Regions from separate parts of the Homo sapiens genome. Here region 1 is linked to region 2. The links are chromatin loops, found by intact Hi-C in ENCODE. Cell type or tissue: IMR-90. All regions are shown on one strand. Each heading gives the region's core, and the rest is flanking DNA. Links, peaks and the distances in the headings are about the cores only.

Region 1 (15,809 bases), core at 6,234-8,733, 50 kb after region 2:
TAGGATGAGACATTCAAGATGACTTCTTTGAAGTGGGGCTGGGCTGTCATCAGACATCAAAACCTGCTGGCACCACGATCTTGGACTTCTCAGCCACCAGAACTATGAGAAATAAATTTCTGTTCTTTATAAATTGCCCTGTCTATGATATTCTGTTATAGCAGCACAAAACAGACTAAGACACTTTTATTCTCCTCATATCCTAGTTAAGGAAGCTGAGCTACAGAGAAGTTTAGCAACTTGTCCAAAGCCACACAGCTAGTAAGAGATGAAGCCAGGAAAATGATACCCAAGGTTTTTTTCTTTTCTTTCTTTCTTTCCTTCTTTTCTTTTCTTTTTTTGAGTCAGTGTCTCACTCTGTTGCTTAGGCTGGAGTACAGTGGTGCGATCATAGCCCACTGCAGCCTTGACCTCCCAGGCTCAAGAGATCCTCTCACCTCAGCTTCCTAAATAGCTGGAAGTTCAGGCATGTGCCACTATGTCCAGCTAATTTTGTAGAGGTAGGGTCTCACTGTGTTGCCCAGGCTGGTCTCCAACTCCTGGACTCAAGTGATTCTCCTGCCTAGGCCTTCCAAAGTGCTGAGATTATAGGCATGAGCCACCACACCCATCATAGGATGGTTTTAAGCAGAGAAGCAAAACAGTCAGATTTTATTTCTTGTTTTTCATTCTCTTTTCTCCCACAACATTTTCAAACACCAACTCTAGGATGAGGGGATGGTGGGATAAGGTTGATAGAAAGTTGGGAGCAGAAAAAAAGAAATCATGGCTACGTGCAGTGGTTCACGCCTGTAATCCCAGCACTTTGGGAGGCTGAGGTGAGCAGATTGCTTGAGCTCAGGAGTTCAAGACCAGCCTGGGCAATATGGCAAAACCCCATCTTTACCAAAAATACAAAAAATCAGCTAGGCATGGTGACATGCACCTGTGGTCCCAGCTACTTGGGAGGCTGAGGGACGAGAATTGCTTGAACCTGGGAGGCAAAAGTTGCAGTGAGCCGAGATCGTGCCACTGCACTCCAGCCTGGGTGACAGAGCAAGACTCAGTCTCAAAAAAAAAAAAAAAAAAAAAAAAAAAAAAAAAAAATCATGTGACCACAGTTGGAAGGGTTTCATTTCTCCTCTTGTACTTAGAAATGGACACATAGACAGGATGTGGCCCTGACCCACGTATGGATAAATGTGGCAAGAACCTGCTTTCTTGCTAAATCACTCGGCTGTTTGACAAGGCTGGGAAAGAACTTGGGGCCAGGACAGAAAAGCCTGGTCCAGGCAGGCTTACTCAGGATGGGGGTGACATTACCAACACCCCATTTTCCTCTGCCTGTGTATAATTTCCCCATTAGGAGCCCCTGGGGTGTTGGGACACTCTTCAGCTGTGTGAATTCTAGCGTGTGAAGTTCAGGATTTCTTCTATTTTCCCTGGGGCTGGTGGTTGCAAAAAAGCAGGGCTGAGCAAGTAGTAGGTTCATCTAGCCCATGTTTGAGAAGATGAAGCCATCAGACAGGGCCTCTGCCCTTGGGGTCCCAGTGACAAAAGAAATCTGGACAATCCACCATGACATCAATCATTGTTTATTCAAGGCCAGGAATGGTGGCTCACGCTTGTAGTTCCAGCACTTTGGGAGGCCGAGGCAGGCGGATCACTTGAGTTCAGGAGTTTGAGACCAGCCTGGCCAACACAGTGAAACCCCGTCTCTACTAAAAATACAAAAATTAGCTGAGCATGATGGTGCGTGCCTGTAATCCCAGCCACTCGGCAGGCTGAGGCAGGAGAATCGCTTGAACCTGGGAGGCAGAGGTTGCAGTGAGCTGAGATCATGCCACTGCACTCCAGCCTGGGCAACAGAGTGAGACTTGGTCTCAAATAAATAAACAAACAAATAAATAAACAAATAAATCATCGTTTATTCAAAAGCCTTTATTGAACACCTACTGTGTGCCTGCATTGTTCAAGGGAGTCAGCAGTGCCTAAGAGATATTCTCTTCTTTTGTGGGAGAATGACAGGTAACAGGCAAATAACTTCAGGATATATCAGATGGTGGCAAATGCTCTGGGGAAAAATATCAGGGAAGGACAGCAGAACGTGATGGAAGATGCTGGTTTAGATCTGACACAGAAATCCTCTGGTGGGCAGAATGATGGTCCCAAACAGATGTTCATGTCCTAATCCCTGGAACCTGTGAGGATGTTGCCTGACACGGCAAAAGGGACTTTTCAGAGGTGATTGCATGAAGGCTCTAGAGTTGAAAGGATTATTCTGGATTATCCAGATGGCCCCTAGATCATCACAGGGGTCCTGATTAGAGGGAAGTGGGTGGTTCCGAGTCAGAGTCAGAGACGATGTGATGATGGAAGGAGTGGACGTGGGGCCATGAGCCAAGGAATGTGGCCGCCTGGAGAAGCTAGAAAAGGCAAGGAAATACATTGTCTCCTAGAGCCTGTGGAGGAAACACAGCCTGGCCAGCCCATTTTAAACTGTCCACCTCCAGAACTGGAAGATCATAAATGTGTGTGGTTTTAGGCCACTAAATTTGTATCATTTGTTACAGCAGCCATTGAAAAGGAATACAGACCCAGATGAGGTAAAGACTGGAGACTTGCTGGGGAAGGGCATTTCAGGTGGTAGGAACAGCAAATGCAAAGGCCCTGAGGTGCAAAGCAAGATGGTGCAGGAAGTGCTACAATAGAGGTCACATAGAGGGTACTCTGGGGACACACAGGAGGGCCTGCATGAGAGTGGGTAATTGTGGAAGAGCTCCTGGAGGAACGAATGCTTGCTCTGAGCCTTCAAAAGCACTGGCTATTCAACCCAATTGACCAGGATTCAAGCCCTGGCTCTGCCACTTATAAGTGATGTGGCCTTGGGCAAGCTACCTTTCTTCTCCAAGTCTCTGCTTTCTGATTTTTTTTTTTTTTTTTTTGAGATGGAGTCTCGCTCTGTTGCCCAGGCTGGAGTGCAGTGGTGCAATCTCGGCTCACTGCAACCTCTGCCTCCCGGGTTCAAGCGATTCTCCTGCCTCAGACTCCCGAGCAGCTGGGATTACAGGCATACACCACCATGCCTGGGTAATTTTTGTATTTTTAGTGGAGACAGTGTTTTGCCACATTGGTCAGGCTGGTCTCAAACTCCTGGCCTCAGGTGATCCACCCACCTCGGCCTCCCGAAGTGCTGGGATTTCAAGCGTGAGCCCCCTCGCCTGGCCTGATCTTTCATAAAGGGCTACGTGGTGGCATTATGGTAAACTAATTTTGGTTAAATTATTAGCCCAGTCTGTGGCATGTTTTAGGTGCTTACTGCATATTAGGTATGATAAAGAGGAGGACTGTGAGTTTAACATTGGAATTGAACAACTAGAGAAGAGTAGGGAATGCATTTTGGGTTTAGCACAGAACAGGTAGGAAAAGGCAAGAAGTATGACCAGGCACAGCCCAGTCTGAGGCATCCCATATTCTACGATTAAATAAATTAGGATTCCTTGTAGTCCTCCCTTCTCTGCCTATTTTTTCCCCCGTCAGGCTGGAATGCAGTGGTGTGATCATAGCTTAACTGCAACCTCGAACTCCTGGGCTTAAGGAATCCTCCCACCTTTGCCTCCTAAAGCTCTGGGATTACAGGTGTGAGCCACCCCACCTGACCCCTTCTCTTGCCTCTTTATCCAGTGGTGCTTACAGAGTCTGAGGCTGCCTTCACGCACCTTCCCTAGGGTAGAGGCTTGCAGCCCGTGGTGCTATGAGTAACCCTCTGTTGACTGCCCATTCTGCTCAGGGAACGGGCAAGAGTGTCAGAATGATTTACTGAGATCCAGCTCCTCTGATGAGGGGAGGGTCTCAGAGGCAGGAAGGAGGGTCAGTTGCACAGGCTCTGCAATCATACGGTGGCCTCCTGCCTCCTGCCAAGCTCTGCCAAGCTCTGCCAGGCCCCAGGCAAGTTGTAACGGTGGCTTCATTCACCTGGAGAGCAGTTTGGGTCTGGGCAAAAGCCTGTCAACTGTATGCAAACATATTTGCCTGAATTTATCTTTCAGCCCTTTCACAGTGTTTGGGTTTCTCTAGGCAAATGCTGTGCTTTGATACTCCTTTTCTTTGCGGTGTGTGTCAATAAGCGTTTTGAAATGTACCCATGTGGTGGTCAGGTCCAGTTTGCTGTAGTCTTGGAACTGTCTGACAAGGATGAGGAACAAAAGTGAATCTGCAAATGGGCATCTGAGAGGCTGGCAGCATTTGGAGGGGTAGGTTACAGGGGGTCACAGGCTGGCTACTCAAAGTGTGGTCCTCAGCTTAGCAGCATTGACCACCCAGGAGCTTGTTAGAAATGTGGAGTCTTGGATCCCACCAAAGACCTCCTGAATATCACTGCTCTTGCTCCAGGGACCCCACTCTAAGAACCACTGGATTGGACGAGAGGTGAGAAATGGGTTGCATCTTGAAAGCCAACTCTAATCAGTGTGTTAGCTACTGGGACCGCTGTGTTAAGTAGGGTTCTGAGGTTGTGTGATGCTTAGAGAAAAGAAGTACTGCACTCTTTTAGTCTTGTGTGCCACTGGTATAAGACGGAGACTTAGACAAGGCGTTGCTATCCCTGGATTTTCTGAGTGCTGTCTTAGGATTCCTTTATGAAACTGGAGAGAAGGAGCGAGGAATTAGGTGGAGCTCCATTTCCTAAGGACGGGGGGGGGGGGGAGTTAAGAAATTAGCCTTGCCAAGGACTTCATGACTAAAACACCAAAAGCAATGGTAACGAAAGCCAAAATTGACAAATGGGATCTAATTAAACTAAAGAGCTTCTGCATAGCAAAAGAAACTACCATCAGAGTGAACAGGCAACCTACAGAATGGGAGAAAATTTTTACAATCTACCCATCTGACAAAGGGCTAATATCCAGAATCTACAAAGAACTTAAACAAATTTACAAAAAAAAAAAATCAAACAACCCCATCAAAAAGTGGGTGAAGGATATGAACAGACACTTCTCAAAAGAAGATATTTGTGCAGCCAACAGACACATGAAAAAATGCTCATCATCACTGGCCATCAGAGAAATGCAAATCAAAACCACAATGAGATACCATCTCACACCAGTTAGAATGGCGATCATTAGGCCAGGCGCAGTGGCTCACACCTGTAATCCCAGCACTTTGGGAGGCAGAGGCGGGCGGATCACCTGAGGTCAGGAGTTCGAGACCAGCCTGACTAACATGATGAAACCCTGTCTCCACTAAAAATACAAAAAAAAAATTACCTGGTTATAATGGTGGGCGCCTGTAATCCAAGCTACTTGGGAGGCTGAGGCAGGACAATCGCTTGAACCCCAGAGGCAGAGGTTGAGGTTGCAGTGAGCTGAGATCACGCCATTGCACTCCAACCTGGGCAACAGAGCGACACACTGTCTCAAAAAAAAAAAAAAAAAAGAATGGCGATCATTAAAAAGTCAGGAAACAACAGGAGCTGGAGAGGATGTGGAGGAAATAGGAACACTTTTACACTGTTAGTGGGACTGTAAACTAGTTCAACCATTGTGGAAGACAGTATGGCGATTCCTCAAGGATCTAGAACTAGAAATATCATTTGACCCAGCCATCCCATTACTGGGTATATACCCAAAGGATTATGAATCATGCTGCTATAAAGACACATGCACACCTATGTTTATTGCGGCACTATTCACAATAGCAAAGACTTGGAACCAACCCAAGTGTCCATCAATGATAGACTGGATTAAGAAAATGTGGCACATATACACCATGGAATATTATGCAGCCATAAAAAATGATGAGTTCATGTCCTTTGTAGGGACATGGATGAAGCTGAAAACCATCATTCTGAGCAAACTATCACAAGGACAGAAAACCAAACACCACACGTTCTCACTCATAGGTGGGAATTGAACAATGAAAACACTTGGACACAGGGTGGAAAACATCACACACCGGGGCCTGTTGTGGGGTGGGGGAAGAGGGGAGGGATAGCATTAGGAGATATACCTGATGTAAATGACGAGTTAATGGGTGCAGCACACCAACATGGCACATGTATACATATGTAACAAACCTGCATGTTGTGCACAAGTACACTAGAACTTAAAGTATATATATAAAAAAAAAGAAATTAGCCTTGTCGGTCGGGCGCAGTGGCTCAAGCCTGTAATCCCAGCACTTTGAGAGGCCGAGGTAGGCAGATCACGAGGCCAGGAGATTGAGACCATCCTGGCTAACATGGTGAAACCCTGTCTCTACTAAAAATAAAAAAAAATTAGCTGGGTGTGGTCGCGGGCACCTGTAGTCCCAGCTACTCAGGAGGCTGAGGTAGGGGAATGGCGTGAACCTGGGAGGCGGAGCTTGCAGTGAGCTGAGATCACGCCACTGCACTCCAGCCTGGGAGACAGATCGAGACTCTGTCTCAAAAAAAAGAAAGAAAAAAAGAAATTAGTCTTGCCTGGGTGTAGCAGGAGGCTGAAAAAATTTAAAAAAATTAGCCAGATTGGTGGTATGCATCTGTAGTCCCAGCTACTTGGGAGGCTGAGATGGGAGGATCTCTTGAGTCTAGGCGTTTGAGGTTATAGTGAGCTGTGATCATGTCACTGCACTCTAGCCTGCTCAACAGAGTGAGAGCCTGTCTCAAAAAAGAAAAGGAAGGAAGGGACCGGGTGCAGTGGCTCACGCCTGTAATCCCAACATTTTGGGAGGCAGAGGTGGGAAGATCACGAGGTCAAGGGCTCAAGATCAGCCTGGCCAACATGGTGAAACCTCGTCTCTACTAAGAATACAAAAATTAGCTGAGCATAGTGGTGGGCACCTGTAATCCCAGCTACTTGGGAGGCTGAGGCAGGAGAATTGTTTGAACTCGGGAGGTGGGGGTTGAAGTGAGTTGAGATCACACCACTGCATTCCAGCCTGGGCTACAGAGCAAGACTCTGTGTCAGAAAAAGAAAAAAAAAGAAAAGAAAAGAAAAGGGAGGGAAGGAAGGAGGGAAAGAGGGAAAGAAAGAGAAAGAAAGAGAAAGAAAGAAAGAAAGAAAAAAGGAAGAGAACAAAAGAAAGAGAAAATTGGTTTCAATGCGTGTGCTGACTTGTGGCTATAACCTCAGATACTTGGGAGGCTGAGGTGGGAGGATGGCCTGAAGGCAAAAGTTGGAGGCTGCAGTGAGCTGGGACCACACCACTGCACTCCAATCTGGGCGACAGGGTAAAAGCGTATCTCAAAAAAAAAGAAGAAAAAAAAAAAAAAAAAGCAAGTTAGTCTCTGTGTGCCAGGACAGGACAGCTCAACCATTAAAAGTGTGGTGTTCCTGAGTATCTGAGACAGGCTACACAGAAGATCAACATTGGAAATCTCCAAGAGATCAACTTGAGTGCAACTCCCTCATTTCACAAAAAGAGGCTCAAAGAAGGATGGAATCTGCTCAAACACACACAGCTCGTTTGTTTGGATTCGCCTGGGCTCATGCTCTCAGAGCTCGTAAGAAAATTACTCAGGCCTTCAAACGCACCCGTCGAGGAAGGGAAGAAACTAGATCAGGCAGAAACTAGAAAGGATGTTTTTCGGACCCCCAAAGGCAGGCTGAGCCTATGACTCAGGAGGCATTTCGGGAACAGAGAGCTGGAAAAAAGAAGGGAGGGTCCCTGAAGGCCGGGGTGATGGAAGATAAGAAATTCGGATTTCAATCTCCCTACTTCCTCTGCTTCCTCAGACCCAGGCTGTATATAAACTGTATGCAAATGTGTTTACTTTACATTTTATTTCAATCGGAGTCACTCAGCTGTCGGGAGCTATGTCAACATGTCAGTCTGGTTGAGCAAACAAGCATTTTGAGTGGAAATATTTCAGATAAACAGACACAATGTTATGACATATCAAAACTCCCCAAACATGGAAAGAGGGTGGGGATGGTGGAGGAGAAGGGGGTGAAAAGCCGCAGAAAGGAGATCTATTTACCCTGGCACATGCGCTGTGTGGTCAGCTGAAAACAAAACAGGTTTTTTATTACTCGTGTGGTGTAGGGGGGAAGTTTCCCTTCTCTGTGGCGTTAATGCATCTTGTCAGCTGAAGAGAAGGCCTGCTTGGCGGGTTACCATGAACATTTCTCTTTGGTGTTCCTGCTGATTCTGCAGGAGGGAATCAGGCAAGAAAAGAAAAGAAAAACCCACCCGGATTAACTTAATTAGCGATGGGGAGGCCAGTTGCTTGGCGAAGTCCAACAACTTGTTTGAGGGTTGCCCTTGTTTTCGCTCCTTACTCGGGCTCTTTACAAACTGCCTTAAGGGGAGACACAAAGCAATGCCCTTGTTTGCGATCAGGGGTGGGGACGGGGGGTGTGCATGGCGGGGGGTGGGGTCGGGGCTGGGGGGGACCATGCGGACATTAGGCTACTCTCCTGCATGATGTATGTTTGTAAATTTCATCTTGGGAGTAGGTAATAAGGTTGCTTGGGTTCAATAACCAGAGGTATAAAAATGTATTTGGAGGAAAGTCTGTCTTCCTTCCTTCCTTCCTTTTTTTCTTTCCTTTCTTTCTCTCTTTCTTTCTTTCTTTTTCTTTCTTTCTTTCTTTTTTTCTTCCTTCCTTCCTTCCTTCCTTCCTTCCTTCCTTCCTTCCTTCCTTTTCTTTCTTTCTTCCTTTCCCTCCCTCCCTCCCTTCTTTCTTTTTTCTTTCTTTCCTTCCTTCCTTCCTTCTTTTTCTTTCTTTCTTTTTTTTTTCAGGTCATGCTCAGTTGCCCCCAGGCTGGAGTGCAGTGATGCAATTACAGCTCCCTGCAGCCTCGAACTCCCAGGCTCAAGCCATCCTCCCACCTCATCCTCCTGAGTAGCTGGGACTGTAGCTTACCACCACCCCCAGCTCATTTTAAAATTTTTGGAAGAGATGAGGTCTCGCTATGTTGCCCACAGGCTGGTCTCGAGCTCCTGGCCTCAAGTGATCCTCCTGCCTCGGCCTCCCAAAGCTTTAGGATTATAGGCATGAGCCACTGAGCCTGGTCTAAAGGAATGTTTTCTTCTCTTTCTTCATCTACTCATGTTTTCATCCCTCATCCCCAAACGTACATATACCCAGATTATATTTTGTTGGGTGACATTTCTTTTTAGTCCCCAAGCCATAGTCTGATGGGCTATGTCTAAAAGAAAATTCACCTTTTCTTTAAAATAATACACTGCTTATCCACACCTACAAGGTGCCGCCTTCTGTGGACATCCATTTTGATCATTCTCAAAGTTTGGAATTATTCACCTCCTGTTGGAGGCAGGAGCCTGAGGCCCAGAGGTGCAGGGGCACACCCATAGCCATACAGCTGGCCAGAGACAGAGCCAGAACTCAAACTCAGATCTGTCCAGCTCCAACGTCTACATTCTTCCAGCTCCACCAAATTCTTGGTTGAGCTTGCCGGGGAGAAACTGTGTAGCAAGGTAACTTTTGGAGGATTTGAGAGCCTCCAGCCAGCCCAGCTAGGCCAAACTTGTCCACTCCTGAAATGAAGTTGCCCAGAAAAAGAACTGCCTGCCTGTCCAAATGCTGGACTCAGCAGCTGCCTAGGGGATGCGCTCAAAAGATGTTGGCAAGTCCCCCACCGTCCAAAAATGTCTCCCCCTGCCACCTGTCACATGGCCTCAAATTCCACCCTCAGAAAGGTATGCCCCTGGGCTTCAATTTAAATACTTTTTTTGGGCACGGTTTCAGTGTAGACACTTTCCCTTGGAGAGGTTATACCTACGTCTTTCCCTCAAAGTCCCTTCTCAGCAGGGCGGCTAGCCCAGGGCTTGGGCTTGGAGGATGAGGTCACCATGTAGATATCTGGGGAGGTAAGGGGGGAACCAGGGGAAGGGAGCTAAAAAGGGGGCTGGGCAGACCAGGGATGGAGCCCAAGGGTCCTGACCAACAGTTGTATGGAGCATGGGGCTGCTGGGAGACAAAGCTTCATATGTTTCCCCGAGTGAGGGTCCCCGCAAGGCCCCACCTGTCTCCTTGCCAATCCCGGCTGGTGTGTTTTAGGTTGGAACCCTAAATAGCCATGCTAGGGGGCAGGGGAAGCCCAAGGCTTGTCATGGGCTCGTAGAATGTCACAGCTGCCACCCAGCAAGTCCTGTACTTCAGTCAGCCACGTTCCTTCTTAGCTCTGTTTTTCCATGATTACACCACCTGTAGGATTACTCTCTTCATATTTTCCTCTAAACCAACTCACTTAAAAAATTAAATAAACATCTATTTTAAGGCCTGCACACATGAGTCTTTCCCACCAATAAGGGATACAGACATAGTCAAGCTCTCTAGCTTTTGTGTGGCAAATGCAAGAATTATTTTTTAGAGGAAAGCAAGCATTCACGACATTTTCATTTTTTATGATTATTATTTTTTTGAGACAGAGTCTTGCTCTGTTGCCCAGGTTGGAGTGCTGTGGCGCTATCTCAGCTCACTGCATCCTCCACCTCCTGGGTTCAAGTGATCCTTGTGCCTCAGCCTTTCAAGTAGCTGGGATTACAGGTGTGCACCACCATGCCTGGCTAATTTTTGGATTTTTTTAGTAGACACTGGTTTTCCCCATGTTGCCCAGGCTGGTTTTGAACTTCTGGCCTAAGTGATCCACCCACCTTGGCCTCCCAAAGTGTTGGGATTATAGGTGTGAGCCACCACTCCCAGCCCATGAAAAATTTTTTTAAAAAGAAAACATTTAGATACACACACTTCAGTCTCTATTGCTGAAAGTTTGATTTGCTAATTGTATTTTTCTTCTCCTTCTCCTTCTTCTTCTTCTTTTCTTGGGACAGACTCTCACTCTTGTCATCCAGGCTGGAGTGCAGTAGCATGATCTCGGCTCACTGCAACCTCCACCTCCTGGGTTCAAGTGATTCTCTTGCTTCAGCCTTCCAAGTAGCTGGGATTACAGGTGCTCACCACCAAGCCCGGCTAATTTTTTTTGTATTTTTAGTTGAGATGGGATTTCACCATGTTGGCCAGTCTGGTCTTGAACTCCTGACCTCAGGTGATCTGCCTGCCTTGGCCTCCCAAAGTGCTGGGATTATAGGCGTGAGCCACTGTGCCCCGCCAATTGTATTTACTTTCTAGTACATGGTAAAATGAACTATTAGAGTAAAAATTAGTGGCCATCCAGATGCTCTCATAAATCATATGAAAGGTATTATGTCTTGCTCAAGTCACCAATTTTATGTAGAAGGAAACAGGTTCAAGAGAGAAAACTTGGGCAGGGGACACAGCTGGCTGGGAGCAGGATGAGGCCCAAGAGGCATCATGGAGACAGAAAGACCCGTGGATGGGGAGTCAGGAGACCCTGACAATAGCTCCAAATCTAAAAGCAGAAGCCACTTCTGTTTCCTATCTGGGTCTTGATTTCCCCAACTATGAAACAGGAAAATGATGTTACTATGGGGGCTCTAAAACTAGGAGGAATTAGAGATGGATTTGAAATCCTGGAAATTTTTTTTCTTTTATTGAGTCGAGATTCACTTAACATAAAATTAACCATTTTACTTTTTCTTTTCCCTTTTTTTTTTTTTTTGAGATAGATTCTCACTCTTTTGCCCAGGTGGGCATGTAGTGGTGTGATCTTGGCTGACTGCAGCCTCCGCTTCCCAGGTTCAAGCGATTCTCCTGCGTCAGCCTCCAGAGTAACTGGGATTACAGGTGTGCACCACTACACTCGGCTAATTTTTGTATTTTTAGTAGAGACGGAGTTTTGTCATGTTGGTCAGGTTGGTCTTGAACTGCTGACCTCAAGTGATCCGCCCGCCTTGGCCTCCCAAAGCGTTGGGATTACAGGCATGAGCCACCACACCCGGCCAGATTCTTTGATTCTTGACTTCCAGCTCAGCAGCTCCACACTAAGAAGGCCTTGTCCTCCTTCCTTTGTTGTTTAGTTTGCTTTAAGCAGCCTCCTCTAAGCCGGGAAGTGAACTGGGCAAGGAGGATCCAACTATCAGGGCTTCTAAACTCCGTGGCGGTGGACAGAGGTGGGAGACCTGGGCTCATGGGAGGCTCTCTAGAGAAGGCGACATTAACTAGCTTTTGAAGGTTGTCTGAGTGGGCCAAGAGGTGGGAAAGGTGATTCTGAATGAGGAGATGGCGCTTCCCAGTCGTGTTGGCTTGGCAGGGACAGAGCTGGCTGGAGCTGCCTTTCCTCCCCCACGCTGCTCTGAGATCCTGGAAGCACAAGTGCTTGGAAATGCTGTGTCTCCCTGACCCACCCACTCATCAGTGGAGCAGATGCGGGCCATTACTCTGATTGCTGCTGAAAGCGGTGGCTGGGGCCCAGGGCACGTCTGAGGATCACTGAGGGCCCTGGGAAAGTGGGGGCCCTACAGAGGGTCAGCCCCCACACACCCCAGAGGCAGGTGTTCTGCAAGCTTCCCATAGAGGCCTGCCAAGATTGTCCTCCTGCTATGCGGCACGCACGCAGGCGTGCCATTTCAGCTCTGGGCCTCTCTCCTGGAGCAGCTGGCAGGGGCATCTGTGGGTGGTGAACAGGACGGGGGGCCGGAGACCCTGGCTGACCTGTAGCCCTTGGGCCTGGAACTTCTCCCGCTTGTGTGCCTGGGTTGCAGATTTTCCGGGCACCTTCTTGGTAGAAGGCAGGCGGGATCTGGTTTCACGGCGAATTCAAAAGGGGCAAAGCAACGCGGCGCCTCCTGAATTCCTGGCCCTGCGAACGTCATGTCGTTAACGTGTTATTTATGGCACCCTCCTGACTCTGCTGTCATGTTAGGCCTCTGGGTGGGGCATTGTGCCCTCGCCAATCAATCAGCCAACCAACCCAATAGGCCCACTAACCAGCGTTAACCAGCTAGCATTTGTTCACTTATATGCCGCCAATTATTGTTTTAGAAGCTGCAAAGAATGGGTTCTTCCATATCTTTTTGCATAACCTGCATGTATGTTGCTTTATTTGTGCAATTAATGTGGTATATTGGTTTGTTACTGTGGATCCTCTCTTTAAAAAAAATTGTGATTAAAAAAACACATGACATAAAATTTTTCATCTTAACCATTTCTAAATGTACAATTCAGTAGCGTTGTTTATTCACATTTTTTTTTTGCAACAAATCTCTAGAATTTTTTAATCTTTCAAGACGGAAACTCTGTGCCAATTATTATTACTATTTTCTTTTTTTTTAATTTTAGAGACAGAGTCTCACTATGTCGCCCAGGCTAGAGTGCAGTGGCATGATCACTGTTCACTACAGCATTCGCCTCCTGGGGGCCCAGGAGATCCTCCCACCTCAGCCTCCCCAATAGCTGGGACTAGAGGTGCACACCACCACACCTGGCTATTTTTTTTTTTTTTTTTTTTTTTTTTTTTTAGAGATGAGTTCTTGCCATGTTGCCCAGACTGGTCTTAAATCGATCCTCCTGCTTTGGCCTCCCAAAGTGCTGGGATTGCGGGAGTGAGCCACTGCACTCAGGAACTCTGTACGCATTAGATACCAACTCCCTGGTCTTTCCTCCCCCAAACTCCTGGTAACCACTGTTCTAGTCTCTGTTTCTATGAATTTACCTACTTTAGCTGCCATGTAGAGTAGAATCACACAGTGTTTGGTTTTTGGTTTGTTTTGTTTGTTTTTTATTTTGTTACCTTAGTTTAACAACCCTGCAGAAAAAGTATTTGTTGGCCAGGTGTGGTGGCTCACGCCTGTAATCCCAGCACTTTGGGAGGCTGAGGCAGGCAGATCACCTGAGGTCGGGAGTTTGAGACCAGCCTGGCCAACATGGTGAAAACTCGTCTCTACTAAAAATACAAAAATTAGCTGGGTGTGGTGGCGCACGTCTGTAACCCCAGCTACTCAAGAAGCTGAGTCACGAGAATCCCTTGAACCCAGGAGGCAGAGGTTGCAGTCAGTTGAGATCGTGGCACTGCACTCCAGCCTGGGAGACAGAGTGAGACTCAGTCTCAAAAAAAAAAAAAAAAAGAAAGAAAGAAAGCAACAGGAGATACCACTTCCCACCCATTAGGAGAGCTGCTGTTAAAAAAGTAAATGAGGCCGGGTGCAGTGGCTCACGTCTGTAATCCCAGCACTTTCGGAGGCCGAGGCGGTCAGATCACTTGAAGCCAGGAGTTTGAGTCCAGTCTGGCCAACATGGTGAAACCTTGTCTCTACTAAAAATACGAAAATTAGCCAGGCTTGGTGGTGCATACTTGTAATCCCAGCTACTCGGGAGGCTGAGGCACGAGTATCCCTTGAACCCAGTAAGTGGAGGTTGCAGTGAGCTGAGATGGCACCACTGCACTTTCACCTGGGTGACAGAGTGAGACTCTGTCTCAAAAAAAAAAAAAAAAAGAAAGAAAAAGTGTTTGTTTTTTTGTAACTGGCTTCTTTCTCTTAACATAATGTCCTCAAGGTCCATCCTTGTTGTGGCATGTGACAGGATTTTCTTATTCTTTAACGCCAAGTAATATTCCATTACATGGATCTATCATAATCTCTTTATCCATTATCCATCAATGGACACGTGGGTTGCTTCCACTGCTTGGCTGTTGGGAATGATGTTGCTAAGAAGGTGGGTGTACAAATAGTGCATTCTTTTTTCTAAAACAATTAAAAATTTAGCTATACAATTAAGACCTGACTTAAAAACTCTCCTTAAAAAATATTAAACCTACGTAAAGAAGACTAAAATCTCTGTAGCCACCTCCTTCAGTCTCTCCATCCCTAATGATAAATTGATTGACTGCTATCAGCTTATTAAAGTGGACTCTATCCATCCATACACACACATCCATGAACATATTTGTGTGTGTATAAGAATATATCTAGTATCTTTTTAGGAAAAAAACAAGTATGCAGTCAGTTCTGCTACAATAATTAAAATCAAAGCACTATGCAAAATCACACATTAAAAGTCATAGGGTGGCCGGGCCAGGTGGCTCACGCCTGTAATCTCAGCACTTTGGGAGGCAGAGGCGTGATTGGATCACAGGAATTCAAGACCAGCCTGGCCAACATGGTGAAACCCTGTCTCTACTAAAAATACAAAAAAATTAGCCAAGCATGGTGGCGCATGCCTGTAATCCCAGCTACTTGTGAGGCTGAGGCAGGAGAATTGCTTGAACCTGGGAGGTGGAGGTTGCAGTGAGCTGAGATCGTGCCACTGCACTGCAGCCTGGGCAACAGAGCGAGACTCCGTCTCAAAAAAAAAGTTATAGGGAAGGGAACAGCACTCAAAAACTTTGTCAGTGACACGTAAAAAAATAGGAACCTAATAAAAATAATAGCACAATTTTACACATGTTAAATGGTTAAAAATATACGTAAATGCTGCAATAAAAATGGTACATTGGAAAAGTCCTAAAGTTTGTTTGTGCAAGTAGGCGTCAGAAGGGTTTCAGCTTGTGAGTTCCTGGAAAGCGGTGGAGGGAAGTTGTCTGAAATCTTAAAGTTGTGACACCAGGTGTGGATGGGTGTGGCTCGTAGCACGCAGAGATTGCTGAGGCAGCTGGTGGGTGTTTGCAGTGTGTTTATTTTGTGTATTCCTATGTGGCTTGGTTCAGCTGGGTGTAGTTTTCTGCATTCATCCAGTGTTTCTTTTGAATAAAATCATGCATAGCAAACACAAAATTTGGTTATGCTCAAATTGTTCCTGAATATATCAATCACATTGGAGGAAATTTATATTTTCTTTTCTTTCTCTTTTTTTTTTTTTTTTTTTTTTTGAGATGGAGTCTCTCTCTGTCACCCAGGCTGGAGTGCAATGGTGTGATCTCGGCTCACTGCAACCTCTGCCTCCCAGGTTCAAGTGATTCTCCTGCCTAAGCCTCTCAAGTAGCTGGGATTACAGGTACCCGCTACCATACCCAGCTAATTTTGTATTT
Region 2 (15,809 bases), core at 6,458-8,957:
TACAGAAATAACAAGAACAATAAAAACCCAAATTGTACCCACTATTGACCTCCTAGTGAACACCTTTTTTTTTTTTTTTTTTTTTTGAGACGGAGTCTCGCTCTGCTGCCCAGGCTGGAGTGCAGTGGCGCAATCTTGGCTCACTGCAAGCTCCACCTCCCGGGTTCACGCCATTCTCCTGGATCAGCCTCCCGAGTAGCTGGGACTACAGGCACCTGTCATCACGCCCGGCCAATTTTTTGTATTTTTAGTAGAGATGAGGTTTCACCATGTTAGTCAGGGTGGTCTCGATCTCCTGACCTCGTGCTCTGCCAGCCTCGGCCTCCCAAAGTGTAGGGATTACAGGCATGAGCCACCGCACCCAGCCCCAGTGAACACCTTTCTAGATCTCTCTTTTCAGATTGTTTGCTAACCTGCTTTTACAAAGCTTAGCAATATAGAATGTGCTTCTCCATGCCAATAAATCTGTCTCTACACCAGGAGCTCAGTTGTGTTCCACTGTCAGGAGGCATCATGGGCCAGGCTCAGTGGCTCATGCCTATAGGCCCAGCAATTAATTTGGGAGGCCAAAGTGGGTAAATTGCTTGAGCCCAGGAATTCAAGACCAGCCTGGACAACATGGTCAAGCTTCGTCTCTATAAAGAATTTAAAAGTTAGCTGGGTGTGGTGGTGTGCTCCTGTAGTTCCAGCTACTTGGGAGGCCGAGGCAGGAAGATCCCTTGAGCCCAGGAGGTCAAGGCTGCAGTGAGCCACGATCGTGCCACTGCACTGCAGCCTAGGCACAAAGTGAGACCCTGCCTCAAAAAAAATAAAATTAAATTGAATTGAAATTTTATGACACACCAGGCTTTAGCTAATACCCGCCCCCTGCAGTTGTATAGGTAGCTTATTTCCAGTTGTTCACAAACACCTCTCAGCTTAGTTGCCAACACTTTTATCAGATGACATTTGCTTCCTACCCACAGCCTATCCAACAAAGGTGCTCCACCCCACCCACAACTCTGTTTAGCAAGATGGAAATTCAAATACGCTCAGAAGGTTTTTGTTTTTGTTATTGTTTTTTTTGAGACAGAGTCTCGCTCTGTCACCCAGGCTGGAGTGCAGTGGCACAATCTCTGCTCACTGCAACCTCCACCTCCCGAGTTCAAGCAATTCTCATGCCTCAGCCTCCCAAGTAGCTGGGATTATAGGCACGGGCCACCACGCCCGGCTAATTTTTATATTTTTAGTAGAGACAGGGTTTCACTATGTTGGCCAGGCTGGTCTCAAACTCCTGACCCCAAGTGATCCTCCTGCTTCAGACTCCCAAAATGCTGGGATTACAGGCGTGGGCCACCACACCCGGCTTTTGGTAGCAGAAAATCCAGTTGACAGTCATTTAAATGACGAGGGGCCTATCTTTCTCACATGATGAGTAGTCCAGAGGTGGGCTGCTGCCCTGTGAGGTCACCAGCATCCCAGTTTTCTCTATTACACTTCCACCGTCTTCAGTATTTTCTCTTGTTATTCTCATGCTTGCCTCTTGTTCAATGATGTCTGACTAAGCTCCAGGCATCACATCTCTGCCATTAAGACAAAGGAGTGGCACCAGAAAGAAGGCTTTCCTCTTCAGCATTTCTCCTTTATAAGAAATCAAAACTTGGCCACGTGTGGTGGCTCATGTCTGTAATCCCAGAGCTTTGGGAGGCTGAGGAGGGCAGATCACTTGAGGTCAGAAGTTCAAGACCAGTCTGGCCAACATGGCAAAACCCCGTCTGTATTTAAAAAACAAAAAATACAAAAAATTAGCTGGGTATGATGGCGAGTGCCTGTAATCCCAGCTACTCAGGAGGTTGAGATGGGAGGGTCACTTGAACACGGGAGGTGGAGGTTGCAGTGAGCCGAGATCATACCACTGCACTCCAGCCTGGGCGATGGAGCAAGACTTTATTTTATTAGCTCAAACTCTGCAACATGGTCAACTGTAACTGCCAAGAGGCCAGGAAGGTGAATCTTTCATTTTTTAGACTCATGGTAGGCGGCAGGAAGGGAGAGGGATGCTGGGACTGGGTGTTGCATCAGCTAAGCAGTGGTTTAGGCATAGCATCCAAAACATTCTCATTACAGCTAGGCCTGTTCTGGGCATTGCCTTCACCTATGACTCTAACTTCCCAGATCTCACCGGTCTCTTATGTCTCCAATCCCTGCTCCTAACTTTTTTTTTTTTTTTTTTTTTTTTGAGTCAGAATCTCACTGTGTCACCCAGGCTGGAGTGCAATGGTGTGATCTCAGCTCACTGCAACCTCCGCCTCCTAGGTTCAAGCGATTCTCATGCCTCAGCCACCTGAGTAGCTGTGATTACAGGTGTGTGACACCACACCTGGATAATTTTTGTACTTTTAGTAGGGACAGGGTTTCACCATGTTGGCCAGGCTGGTCTCAAACTCCTGACCTCAGGAGATCCACCTGCCTCAGCATCCCAAAGTTCTGGAATTACAGGCATGAGCCATTGCCCCCGGCCCCTAACTTTTCTTATTGTGTGGTCTGGCCTCTTGGTTTAGGAGATACATTTGGACTCCTTCATGCTAGACTTGGCTTCTTGTTCAACTCTTGCCTCTGTCTGGCAGATGCTTCCTACTTTGTAAAGTGCTAGAAAATTGGAAGGACTTGTTTATTTGCAAATGGAGTCAGTGCTGAGCTCCACAGTGCAGGGACTAGGAATTCCTTCTGTGAATTCCCAGTCTCCAGCAGAGAGGCCTTCACAATTTATGTCCATTTAACCCAAATAAAGGGAGGGCAGTGGGGCATCTTTGTAAACCCTTGTTATTGCACAGGTCATAATAGATGCAGGGCTGGCAAATGACGGACTGAGTCAGATTCTTCCAGGGGGCATTTCTTCGGTGGCCAGTGGTTAAATCTTGATTCCAGAAATGTTTACCAAGAAGAAACATTCTGTAGCATTAGAACTTGCACCCTTGAGAACGCTGCTTTGTAACTAGAATCATGGGATGCTTTTGAGTTGAACCATGCTCCAGTTTTTTTGTTTTGTTTTGTTTGTTTGTTCGTTTGTTTTAAGGCAGAGTTTCGCTCTTGTTGCACAGGCTGGAGTGCAATGGTGCGATCTCAACTCACTGCAACCTCCACCGCCCAGATTCAAACAATTCTTCTGCCTCAGCCTCCCAAGTAGCTGGGATTACAGACATGTGCCACCACACCCGGCTAATTTTGTGGATTTTTTTTTTAGTATAGATAGGGTTTCACCACGTTGGTGAGGCTGGTCTTGAACTCCTAATCTCAAGTGATCCTCCCGCCTCAGCCTCCCAAAGTGCTGGAATTATAGGCGTGAGCCACCGTGCCTGGCCCATGCTCCAGTTTTGTCTTAGGGGAGTTTTCTCTGCCTTATAGCCGCAAAGTCCGTGCTCTAGGGTGAGGTCTAAAGCTATGTGGAGAGAGTCTGTGGTCGGGTGTGCTGTGAACCTGAAGCTTAGAGCCAGATCTAGATTCATGATGATTGTTTCATGATTTACCAAAATGAGTCCATGGTCTAGACAGGATGGAAACAGAGAAACCTATTCTCCCAGTGTTTGTCAAATAAAACTGGAAAAAAAGTAACATTGATCATACAGAAAAAAATATAAAAAGGTGATGAAGAAAAAGAATGAAGTTTTTGGCTAGGCGTGGTGGCTCACAGCTGTAATCCTAGCACTTCGAGAGGCCAAGGCAGGAGGATCGCTTCAGCCCAGGAGCCTGAGACCAGCCTGGGCAACACAGGGAGAGACCATCTCTACAAAAAAGAAAAAATAAAAAAATTTAACTGGTGGTCCCTAAGCTACTTGGGAGGCGTAGGTGGGAGGAACGCTTGAACCCAGGAGGTTGGGGCTGCAGTGAGTCATGTTTGCACCACTGCACTCCAGCCTGGGCAACAAAGTGAGATCCTATATCTTACAAAAACAAACAAACAAACAAATAAACAAGCAAAGTGGCTGCCAGGAGCTGGGGGTGGGGAAAATGGAGAGGTGTTGTTCAGTGGATATAAAGTTTCAGTCATGCAAGATGAGTAAGATCCAGAGCTCTTCTGTACAACATTGTGCTATAGTTAATACAGTATTGTGAACTTCAAAATATGATAGGAGGGTAGATCTCATGTTAAATGTTCTTATCACAGGAAAAGCAAACAAAAAACAATAACAAAAACAAAAGCACACAGGACACTTAGGAAGGTGTTGGATATGTCTATTACTTTGAATGTGATGGTGGTAGCACGGGTGTCCACACACATTTGAACTCATCAAACTTACACACGTTAAATATATCCAGTTTTGGATATATACAGGCGCAGTAGCTCACGCCTGTAATCCTAGCACTTTAGGAGGCCGAGACAGGAGGATCATTTAAGCACAGGAATTCAAGACTAGCCTGGGCAAAATAGTGAGAACTTATCTCTATTTTAAAAAATAATAATAATAAAATAAATAAATATATCCCATTCTTTGTATATCTATTTCTCAATAAAGCTGTTAAAAAATACTCCTAGCTGGGCGTGGTGACTCACGCCTGTAATTCTAGCACTTTGGGAGGGCGAGGCGGGTGGATCACTTGAGGTCAGGAGTTTGAGGGCAGCCTGGCCAAGATGGTAAGATCCTGTCTCTACAAAAAAATACAAAAATTAGCTGGGCATTGTGGCGCTCGCCTGTAGTCCCAGCTACTTGGAAGGCTGAGGCAGGAGAATCACTTGAACCCGCAAGGTGGAGGTTGCAGCGAGCCGAGATCGCAGCACTGTACTCCAGAGTGGGTAATAGAGTGAGACTCTGTCTCAACAAAAAAGAAAAAAAAAAAAACAAAACCTATTTTATAGGGTTATTTTTATGATTCATTGGGTGAGTATTTATAAAGTGTACAGAAGACTACCTGAAAATAAATGCTTGAATGAGCTGTTGTAGTCTTTCTCTTGCTACGTGAAAGCCAGAAACAGGTATATTATCTCTGTAACCTCAGTGCCTGATATGCTCTGTCATTTGGAGGATGTTTGCTGAATGACTGTATGACCTTCAGTTGCTGGAGATGATGGTAGAAGGCTGACCTACCTCCCACATGCAGACAGTAGACACCTAAGCCTACAGCTAAGTCTGCCAGAAGTCCCACTTCCCAGCCTGTTTCCAGACTCATATGTCCTCGGGGGAGAGGGGTAAAAACAAAGAAAGCTCCAGATCCGGTTTGGCTAATGTGTGGAAAATTCCACAGATGCACTGTCTGGTCCCAATCGCCCTTCTCACTGCCACCAACTGCAGCATGGCAGACACACCAGAGAAAAGAGAAGGTGAAAACATTTCTGAATGCAGAAGCAAATTCAGCTGGTGCGTGGGGAGCACAATGTTCCAAACACAATTAAAACCCAATCAGCGTCCGGAAAAGTGCATTCATGTCCGTCAATCAAATGACAGAGCACATGTGGCGTAGGCATCTCTCTGGGGGCTGCTTCTTCAAGAGTCGTCATTGATGGCAGAGATGGCCCCCACCCAGGCAGAATCCAGCATAAGCCTTAGTCTCAGAGGCTGGGATTCCAGGTAGAGGAAGAAGCCTAGGACCTATCTCCAATTTTTTTTTTTTTTTTTTTTTTTTTTTTTTTTTTTGAGATGGAGTTTCGTTCTTGTTGCCCAGGCTGGAGTGCAACGGCGCGATCTCAGCTCACCGCAACCTCCACCTCCTGGATTTAAGCGATTCTTCTGCCTTATCCTCCTGAGTAGCTGGGATTACAGGTGCCCGCCACCATGCTCGGCTATTTTTTGTGTGTTTTTAGTAGAGACGGGGTTTTCTCCATGTTGGTCAGGCTGGTCTCGAACTCCTGACCTCAGGTGATCTCCCCGCTTCAGACTCCCAAAGTGCTGGGATTACGGCTGTGAGCCACCACGTCTGGCCTTGTTTTTTTTGTTTTTGTTTTGTTTTGTTTTTTTTTTGAGATGGAGTTTCACTCTTGTTGCCCAGGCTGGAGTGCAATGGCATGATCTTGGCTCAATGCACTCTCTGCCTCCTGAGTTCAAGCAATTTTTCTATCTCAGCCTCCTGAATAGCTGGGACTACAGGCGTGTGCCACTCTGCCCAATTTTTTTTGTATTTTTAGTAGAGATGGGGTTTCACCATTTTGGCCAGTCTGGTCTCAAACTCCTGATCTCAAGTGATCCGCCAGCCTCTGCCTCCCAAAGTGTTAGAATTACAGGCGTGAGCCACCGTGCCCGACTTTGTTTTCTTTTTAACTCTTGATGTATGTCGATGCTGAAGAGGAGAGATCAGCTGACTCTTCTTAGGAGCCCATTTCTTTTTTTTTGAGATGGAGTTTGGCTCTGTCACCCAGGCTGGAGTGCAGTGGCACCATCTTGGCTCACTGCAACCTCCACCTCCTGGGTTCAAGCGATTCTCCTGCCTCAGCCTCCTGAGTAGCTGGGATTACAGGCATCCGCCCCCATGCCTGGCTAATTTTTGTATTTTAGTAGAGACAGGGTTTCACCACGTTAGCCAGGCTGTTCTCGAACTCCTGGGCTCAGGTGATCCACCTGCCTCGGCCTCCCAAAGTGCTCCCAAAGGCGTGAGCCACTGTAGCTGGTCCCCATTTATTTTCAAGAAGGAATGAGAGTGGCTCATTGATTGAATCAACACATATTTCATGTGGGGCTGGGATTACGGATGGTGGCTCACATTTGTAATCCCAGCACTTTGGGAGGCTGAGGAGGATGAATTCCTTGGCCCCAGGAGTTCAAGACCAGCCTGGGCAACATAGTGAGACCCCAATTCTACAAAAACTTTAAAAAATTAGCCAGGCGTGGCGTCACAGGCCTGTGGTCCTAGCCACTAGGGAGGCTGAGGTGGGAGGATTGCTTGAGCCTGGGAGGTCAAGACTGCAGTGAGCCATGATCGTGCCACTCCACTCCAGCCTGGGTAACAGAGCAAGACTCTGTCAAAAAAAAAAAAAAAAAAATTCATTTGGAGGATGCTTCTATAAGCCCACTGCAGTGCTAGGTCAGTAGTTCTCAACTAGGGGTGATGTCCCCAGGTGACATTGTGCAATATCTAGAGACAATTTTGGTTGACACAACTTGGGGTGCATCTAGTTTGTAGAGGTCAAAGATACTGTTAAATATATTGCAATGCACAGGCCGGCTCCTATAACAAAGAATTACCCAGTTGGAAATATCAAGAGTGCTGAGGTGGAGAAACCCTGAGTTTAGGCCCAAGTGTTATACGACAAGGCCCAAGCGTTATACGACAAGACAGAACAAGACAGACGTGGTCATTGCGCTGGCTGGGTTTCCTTGAACTTGGCCGGCTTAACTATTTCTTTAAATAGCTGGATGTGGAGAGAGGCCCCTTTAAGGACAGTGTTGGTGTTTCTTTTCTCCTCTAGCGTGTGTCTCTGGGGCCTGCTGTGTGGCCGGGTGTTGGCTGGTGAGTATGTATGTGCGTGCGTGTGTGTGTGCGTGCGTGTGTGTGTGTGCGCGTGCGTGTGTGCGTGCGTGTGTATGTGTGTGTTCAGAGCTGTGGGGGGTGTCTGTTTGGACTTGTGCGGTTGTCTGTTTATGTCTGTGTACATCGGTGTGGCTCTGTAAGAACTTTTCTGTCATTTCCTTCCCCTGCTTGCCAGAGAGGCAGATGTGGCTTGCAACGTCCTTCTAAGGTCAAATTCATCACCAGACGAGATTAAGAAACCATTAGGGAAAGACCCTCCTTTGCTCCCTTCCATCTTCCCATCCAATCCCAATACCCTTCCACCCTCCCTGCCCCCACCTCGGGGATAAAACTAGAGGTCAGTAAACTTGCCTCTGAGCTGAAGCTTTGAACTTGAAGTTCAGGCTAACTCCACTGTGCCTGCCTAGGCATCCAGGAAGTATTAAAAATGGTGTTTCAGAGGAATCAAAGCACAGCCAGGACAATGATGGATCCAAACTGGAATTTTTTATCTCTGCATTATTAAAATTTGGGGCTGGGTAATTTGTGTGTGGCGGGGGGCGGCGGGGAGGGAGGCTGTCCTGGGCCTTGTAAGATGTTGTGCAGCATTTTTGGTCTGCATCCACTAGATGCACCCCCAGTTGTGACAACCAAAAATGTCTCCAGACGTTGTCTAACATCCCCTGACGCACACAATGAATCCCAGTTGAAAAGTCATCGATCTACAAATACATAGAGCAATGTGGTGAATCTCACGTGCTTAATTTTTTTTTTTCAGTATTGATGAGATACTTTTGGTAATAACGAGATACTACTGAATCAGCCCATTTTTTACTTTTTTTTTTTTTTTTTTTTTTTTGAGGCAGTCTAGCTCTGTCACCCAGGCTGGAGTACAGTGGGGCAATCTCGACTCACAGCAACCTCTGCCTCCCGGGTTCAAGCAATTCTTCTACCTCAGCCTCCCAAGTAGCTGGGATTACAGGTGCCTGCCACCATACCCGGCTAATTTTTTTATATTTTTAGTCGAGATGGGGTTTCACCATGTTGGCTGGGCTGGTCTTGAACTCCTGACCTCAGGTGATCCACCCACCTCAGCCTCCCAAAGTGCTGGGATTACAGGTGTGAGCCACCATGCCGGGCCTCACACACTTAATTTTGAAGGAAAGAAGCCAGCTACTCAAGTGTGATGTTGTGTGGTTCTGTTGATGAAAAGCACAAAAATATGCAGAGCTAATCGATTCTGTTAGATGTCAGGAGAGTGGTTGCTTTATCCTAGTGCATATTGACTGGAAGGAGACACTGTGGGGACTTCTGGGGATGTCTGTTTCTTTTTAATCTGAATGCTAGGTATGCATATGTTATGTGTGTAGTTTTCTGTGTATGTTGCACCTGAATTAGAAGCAGATGTGTGCTGAAGCTAGCGCAGTGGCTCACACCTGTAATTCTAGCACTTTTGGAGGCCAAGGCGGGCGGATCTCTTGAGGTTAGGAGTTTGAGACCAGCCTGACCAACATGGCAAATCCCCCTCTCTACTAAAAATACAAAAAAACTAGCCAGGTGTGGTGGTGCATGTCTGTGTTCCCAACTACTTGGGAGGCTGAGGCAGGAGAATTGTTTGAACTCGGTAGGCAGGCGTTGCAGTGAGTCGAGATCTCACCACTGCACTCCAGCCTGGGTGACAGAGCGAGACTCTGTCTCTACAAAAAAAAAAAAAAAAAAAAAAAAAAAAAAAGGAATATATGTGCTGAGAGGAGCACATATATTAAAGAAATACATTTGGAAAATCAGCACAGACTGTCTTAAAAAAAAAAAATCCTAACAGTACAGGTTTATCTTCCCAAACTCTGTAGTGGACAGTTTATGAGAAGTTTTATTCAAATGATTCTTACAGAATCCCCCCAGCTGTTTCTAAAGCTGCAGGGACAATAAGACCATGAAGCAATGATCTGATTGAAGAGAACACGTTGTCAGCCGCCATACAAACACACACTCACTCACACACACACACACCCTCAAACAGAGATGTCACGGGGCCTGTGTAGAATCGAATTTCCTGCCTTTGTGTTCCCCAAGCAGCCCTTCAGAGGAGAGAAAACTGCAAACTGACACATGAAATGGACCAATATGCCAGGTTGAGACTTCTACAAACAAATGGCCCTTTTCATCTTCTGGAGGGGAAAAAATAATCTACGTGGGCGACAATCAGAGCTTGCCTCTTTTCAGCCATTTAAAAGGAAAATGGGGCTGGGTGTGGTGGCTCATGCCTGTAATCCTAGCACTTTGGGAGGCTGAGGTGGGAGAACTCCAGCTCAGAAATTCGAGACCAGCTTGGGCAACATAGTGAGATGAGACCCTGTCTCTCTATTAAAAAAAAATAAAAATAAAAATAAAGGGAAAGTGAGTCAGCCCAGTAGCTCACATGTGTAATCCCAGCACTGAGAGGCCGAGGCAGAAAGATGGCTTGAGCCTAGTAGTTTGAGACCAGCCTGGGCAACATAGTGAGACCTCCGTCTCTACTTAAAAAAAAAAAATTAGCCAAGTATGGTGGAGTGCATCTGTAGTCCTAGCTACTCAGGAAGCTGAGGTGGGAGAATCACTTGAGCCCAGGAGTTCAAGGCTGCAGTGAGCTATGATCGTGCCACTGCACTCCAGCCTGGGCAACAAGCAAGATCCTGCCTTTAAAAATTAATTAATTAATTAATTAATGGAAAGCGTGGCTTCGCGGCTCTGTCCTGAATCCTATTCACGCATGCTGGTCCCATCTCAGTCCAGAGGACCCCAGAATATTACACTTGTAGCATCTTGGGTCATAATGGACACCAATGCAGCCACATGGATACCAAAAGCACAGACTATAGGCATTCCATATTTTCTTTAGTGTCCTCTTTCAGGGAAACCTGAGGAAGGTTCTGGAAGCAGGAGGATCCCAAAATGTGCCTGAGAGACCCCTGTCTTCATCCCAGAGGCCTCCTTAGACATCAGCATTTGGGGAAAAAACTGTGGACATTTGCTGCAGCCTCCCCAGCTGGTCAGCATTATTAAAGTGGGGCACATCTGTTCTTGGCTGTTAGCACGGAGAAGAGGAGGGGGTCGAGTGAGAGGAGAAATCCCCAAACGCTTGGACTGATCCCACCTAGTACTAAGAGCAAATTGCCTCTAAGTTGGCATCACGGAGAAGTGCTTCATGAAGGGGCAGAGATTCCTCATCAAAATACCCCTTCTTACCCACTTCCCTCCTGCCGCCCTTCCCCCTCCTCTCTCTGTCTAAAACTCCCCAGGTTCTAGCCAGTCTTGAGATTTATGACCTGTTTTATTTTGTGAACCCCCTAAGATCGTATTTGGGTGATGAGGAGCTGAGAGGTCTGCAGATAGCCTGTTGGTTGGAAAAGGGAGTATAAAGTATAATGAATGCAGTATATTTCCCAGTTGCTCTTTCATGCACATACATAAAGTTATAAATGCCCCCGAGCGTGTGGCAAGCACATAGCGGCCTTTGAAACACACACAGCAATATGCTCAGAGACAGCACCCCCCCCCCCCAGACCCATGCACAGCGAGGCATCACACGCTTGCAAACACATGCAAAAGACCCACAGGCGTACAGGAGCATATTCATGCACAAGCAGACCCATACCAACATACAAAACTAGAAACAGATGCAAACCAACATCCAACATCAGACCCAGATGGGGCTATGCACCCCAATATGCACCCCCCTACTGCTGCGGCCCCTCCAAAAAGTTGAAATGCACAGTGCTGGAAGGATCCTTTTAGCTCCCTCTTCAATTTCCCTTGCAATATGAATGTCTTCCAAATTGCAGCCCTGGGACCTACAAACTGCACTCCATTCTGCTTTCTTTTCTTTTTCTTTTTCTTTTTTTTTTTTGAGACAGACTCTCGCTCTGTTGCCCAGGCTGGAGTGCAGTGGCATGATCTCAGCTCACCGCAAGCTCCGCCTCCTGGGTTCAGCCATTCTCCTGCCTCAGCCTCCCTAGTAGCAGGGACTACAGGCGCCCGCCACCATCCCCAGCTAATTTTTTGTATTTTTAGTAGAGGCGGGGTTTCACCCTGTTAGCCAAGATGGTCTCGATCTCCTGACCTCGTGATCCGCCCGCCTCCCAAAGTGCTGGGATTACAGGCGTGAGCCACTGCGCCCGGCATTTTTTTTTTTTTTTTTTTTTGAGACAGAGTCTCCCTCTGTCACCAGGCTGGAGTGCAGTGGTGTGATCTTGGCTCGCTGCAACCTCCGACTCCCTGGTTCAATTGATTCTCCTGCCTCAGCCTCCCGAGTAGCTGGGGTTACAGGCACGCACCACCACGCCCAGCTAATTTGTGTATTTTTAGTAGAGACGAGGTTTCACCATGTTGGCCAGGATGGTCTAGATTTCCTGACATCATGATCCCCCCGTCTCAGCCTCCCAAAGTTCTGGGATTACAGGCGTGAGCCACCGCGCCTGGCCTCTACTTTCTTAATAAGACCTCCAGGCGCATGACAAAGCAGAAACCTTCAGAAACAAAATCTACCGAGTTCGAAGAACGGGCCTGGCCCAAGGCACTTTGGACGCTGTCCGTTCTGTCTTCACAGCGGCTTGCAGTAAACTTCTTGGAGGAGAATTGGCATTGCAAGGGTGTTACTGGAGACCTCGGCAAGAAAGTGAATGCAAAGACAGATGACCCAGGAACCCGTGATGGATAAGGCTCTTGACAGCCAGGACGTGGAATTACAGGGGGTCTCTTTGAGAGACAAAATAAAAAAAATAGCCCAGTAATCTTCCTTCCACCCTTTTCTCCCAGATCTAATTACAGATGTCTTGACATTCCTTCTGCATAGAATTTCCTTAAAAGATTTGCCAAGAAGAAACATTTGGAAACTGTGTTTTAGGTATAATCCGTCTGGGAGTCACTCTTGCTCGCTTTGTCGTTAGATGACAAAACGCTTAATTACAGCGAGCACAATGTATACCACATTTGGAAAACTGGATTCTTGACCTAAATAATGTACCCCATACTGACAATGGCCTTTTGGCAAAACTTGTGTCTCTGATCTCACATTAATTACTACACAAATATACTTATTGTGGGCACCGAGTTTATGGGATGGAGTCCTCTTGACACATGTTCACCATAAAAACACATTTTTTTCCCTTCCCCTGACCCTAAGGAAAAGAAAAAAAAAAAGATTAACATTTTTCAAGATGCTGTTTTAGTGACATGAAAACTGTCTGTTGAGTGTTCACTCGGCTTTTGTTCTTTTTCTTTTCTCCTTTTATTAAAAAGCCTTTCAAACCAAGCATTCCTGGTTTGTGATTCTTTACTTTTGCTTTTATGCTGAGGGAGAGACAGATTAGATTAGATTAAAGACCAAGGGACACCTCGTGAAATACATTCCATCTAGAGGCAATTTGGTTGAGAGGGCCAATTGTGTGTGTGTGTGCCTGTGTGCGTGCAGGCGTGCGTGTTTCTCCTTGTGGCATACTGGTGGTCTTTTTACAGATACAGAGTTCTGGTTTTTGGAAATGCGTTTATTCCTTTAGCCTTTTTCCCTTCAGAAGCCTGCAGCCTTTGATTGTGGCCTGACTTTTAGGGGTCTGCGGCATTTTGGGGGGTAGTAAATCTTATTAACTCTTCCCTTTAGTGTCTCGCCATTCTCAAAAACTTTTACAAAAAGCAGCAACACCGCCCTCACCAAAGACAGATGAAAGGAGCGGTTTCAAAGCCCCTCTCCCCCCTGCCCCAGCAGGCCCCCAGATTGGTCTGATGATGTCACAGGGGTAACCACGGCAACAGGCCGTGACATCATGACAAAAGGAGGACTGACCTTGGCCTGGAATTCAAAGCAAAAGCAGCTCATAAACTTCTAAAGCAAGCAGGAGATAAATATCCTTAGTCATAAAAGAACAAACGAAGTTTGGGGTGGGGGGACGGGGGAAAAAAAAGCAGAACTTTTTTTTTTTTTTGAAATACAGTAAAATGTGTTGCCAAGTTTTTCAGGAAGTGCTAGTGGCCATTTTGATGATGTGAACTAGATTTTAAAACAGAAAGAGGAAAAATGAATGTGGTGGACAAGGGCTGCTGACAATATTAGATAGAATCAGGTGAAACTTTTCCCTAAACTATAATTTGTAAAATGGGGGAGAGGGGATGAGCCAGACCAAAGCAAAACAACAGACAAATTCATTTCTGAGTGAGAGAAGGAATTACATGGCAGGAGAAAGGGAGTAATCCAGGAACTGTATTTATCAAAAAGAGAATGTGCTCAAGGCAACATAGTACTCCGGATGGGATCCTGGGCCAGAAAAATGGATGAAATCTGAAGAAGATCTAGAGTTTAGTTCAGAGTAATGAACCAATGTTGGTTTCTTAGTTTAAAGGATTTTTTTTTTTTGAGACAGGGTCTCACTCTGTTGCCCAGGCTGGAGTGCAGTGGCATGATTTCGGCTCATTGTAGCCTCCGCCTCCTGGGTTCAAGCGATTCTCTTGCCTCAGCCTCCTGAGTAGCTGGGATCACAGGCATGGGCCACCACACCCAGCTAATTTTTGTATTTTTAGTAGAGACAGGGTTTTACCATATTGGCCAGGCTGGTCTTGAACTCCTGACCTCAGGTACCCTCCCGCCTTGGCCTCCCAAAGTGCTGGGATTATAGGAGTGAGACACCATACCTAGCCAATTTTAATTTTAAAATTGTATTTATTGATTTATTCATTTATTTTTAGATTCAGGGTCTCTCCACCTCCCGGGCTCAAGTGACCTTCCCATCCCAGCCTCTTGAGTAGCTGGAACTACAGGGTCACCCACCACTTTTGACTAATTTTTTATTTTTTGTAGGATGGGGTCTTGCTATGTTGCCAAGGCTGGTCTCAACCTCCTAACCTCAGATGATCCTCTCACCTCAGCCTCTCAAAGTTTGGGGATTACAGGCATGAGCCTCCATGCCTGGCTTGCCTCCAGGAAACTTAAGGAAGTCCCCTGCGTCATTCTAGAAGGTGTTCTTGTCCTTAGAGTCTTCTATGAGTCTACTGGCCCAGTTTCACAAGAAAGCTTCTTTCTCTAGATGTCCTGAGGGTAGGCTGACCACACAGCGTAAGAAGCTTGTCTCCAGATGCCAGGAGGGGCGGTGAAATTACACCAAACTGGGAGTGGAGAGGGCCTGTCTCTGCTTTCACATGAACTTGCACGTGATATTGGGAAAGACAGAGCTTCATTTTTTCTGGTCCACAAAACAGGGTCATTGGGCAATAGATAACAATGGTAAACAGATTTCATGTCAGGTGCAAGCTGAGGCCCTGTCTATAATTTAAAAACAACAACAATTTGCCTGGCTAATTTAAAAAATTTTTAATTTTGTAGTGACGGGGTCTCACTCTGTTGCCCAGGCTGGTCTCAAACTCCTGGGCTCAAGTGATCATCCTGCCTCAGCCTCCCAAGTAGCTAGTTGGGATTATAAGCATGTACCACCCTGCCTGGCTCCTTACTTGTAAGTTTGAGTCAACTGATGGAGACTGGCTGGGGCCCTGTGTTAAGCCTGGGATCAATGAGAAGAAATGTGGTGGTCCATTAGTAATGTCTGCCATGGATGTGGGTTTGGAAAGTGGAAGCATGTGTTTGCCATTCCAAGCCCTTGTACACTTGGGCCTAGCCCCTCTGGGGCCTGCTAGTCTAGACAGATTCTTGTGTTTCCAGCAACACCCGTGTGGAACAGTAGACAGAACACAGTCCCTGGAGTCAGTGAGCAATGGCTTTCAGTCCTAGCTTTCTCCATGTACTTGTGATAAATGGCTCAGGGCATTTGGTAAATACGAGACACAATGTGTGAAGCTCTGTGCATACCCACTGCCATCTGGGGGAGAGAGACAACTTAACAGGCAACAAAACCACACTGTGCTGAGTGCTATGATAACAGAGTGTTCTTGGAGTACTGAGTAGGTGGACCCGACTTACACCTGAGGGGCAGGCAAGGAAGACTTCCTGGTGGAAGTGGTATCTAAGCTGATTTTTTTCTTTTTTTTTTTTTTTGAGACAGTCTCACTCTGTCACTCAGGCTGGAGTGCAGTGGTGCAATCTCGGATTACTGCAACCTCCACTATCTGAGTTCAAGGGATTCTCTTGCCTCAGCCTCCCAAGTAGCTGGGATTACAGACACCCGCCACCACGTCTGGCTAATTTTTGTATTTTTAGTAGACATGGGGTTTTACCATGTTGGCCAGGCTAGTCTCGAACTCCTGGCCTCAAGTGATCCTCCCATCTCGGCCTCCCAAAGTGCTGGGATTACAAGCATGAGCCACCGCACCTGGCTATCTAAGCTAAATTTTGAAGGATGAATTAAGTATTAACCTGGAGAAGGGAGCAGGGTGAGATGAGGATGGAGTCTGGCTGGGCTTAGATCATGTAGGGC

What was found. Peaks named below come from ENCODE experiments on the same cell type or tissue, not always from the same donor. Only the 100,000 strongest peaks of a DNase experiment are listed, where the experiment ranks them.
Region 1: it touches region 2 in a loop (4-fold over the local background); 2 of 110 quality-filtered maps call a loop at or near these places.

What each region holds. Positions count from the first base shown.
Region 1 is chr12:114,805,582-114,821,390 of GRCh38, forward strand. No RefSeq gene overlaps it. Among named protein-coding and RNA genes, the nearest start is that of TBX3, 130 kb to the left of the region's middle. RefSeq lists enhancers at 9,889-10,389, 11,902-12,424. In IMR-90, for the core only: no CTCF peak of the experiment used is centred there; DNase peaks (open chromatin) are centred at 7,450 and 7,940; H3K4me3 peaks cover 878 bases; H3K27ac peaks cover 1,784 bases.
Region 2 is chr12:114,755,283-114,771,091 of GRCh38, forward strand. It overlaps TBX3-AS1 (TBX3 antisense RNA 1), which reads left to right. Exons shown (of 2, transcript NR_187552.1): 2 at 12,002-12,706. Among named protein-coding and RNA genes, the nearest start is that of TBX3, 79 kb to the left of the region's middle. In IMR-90, for the core only: no CTCF peak of the experiment used is centred there; a DNase peak (open chromatin) is centred at 7,539; H3K4me3 peaks cover 189 bases; H3K27ac peaks cover 1,724 bases.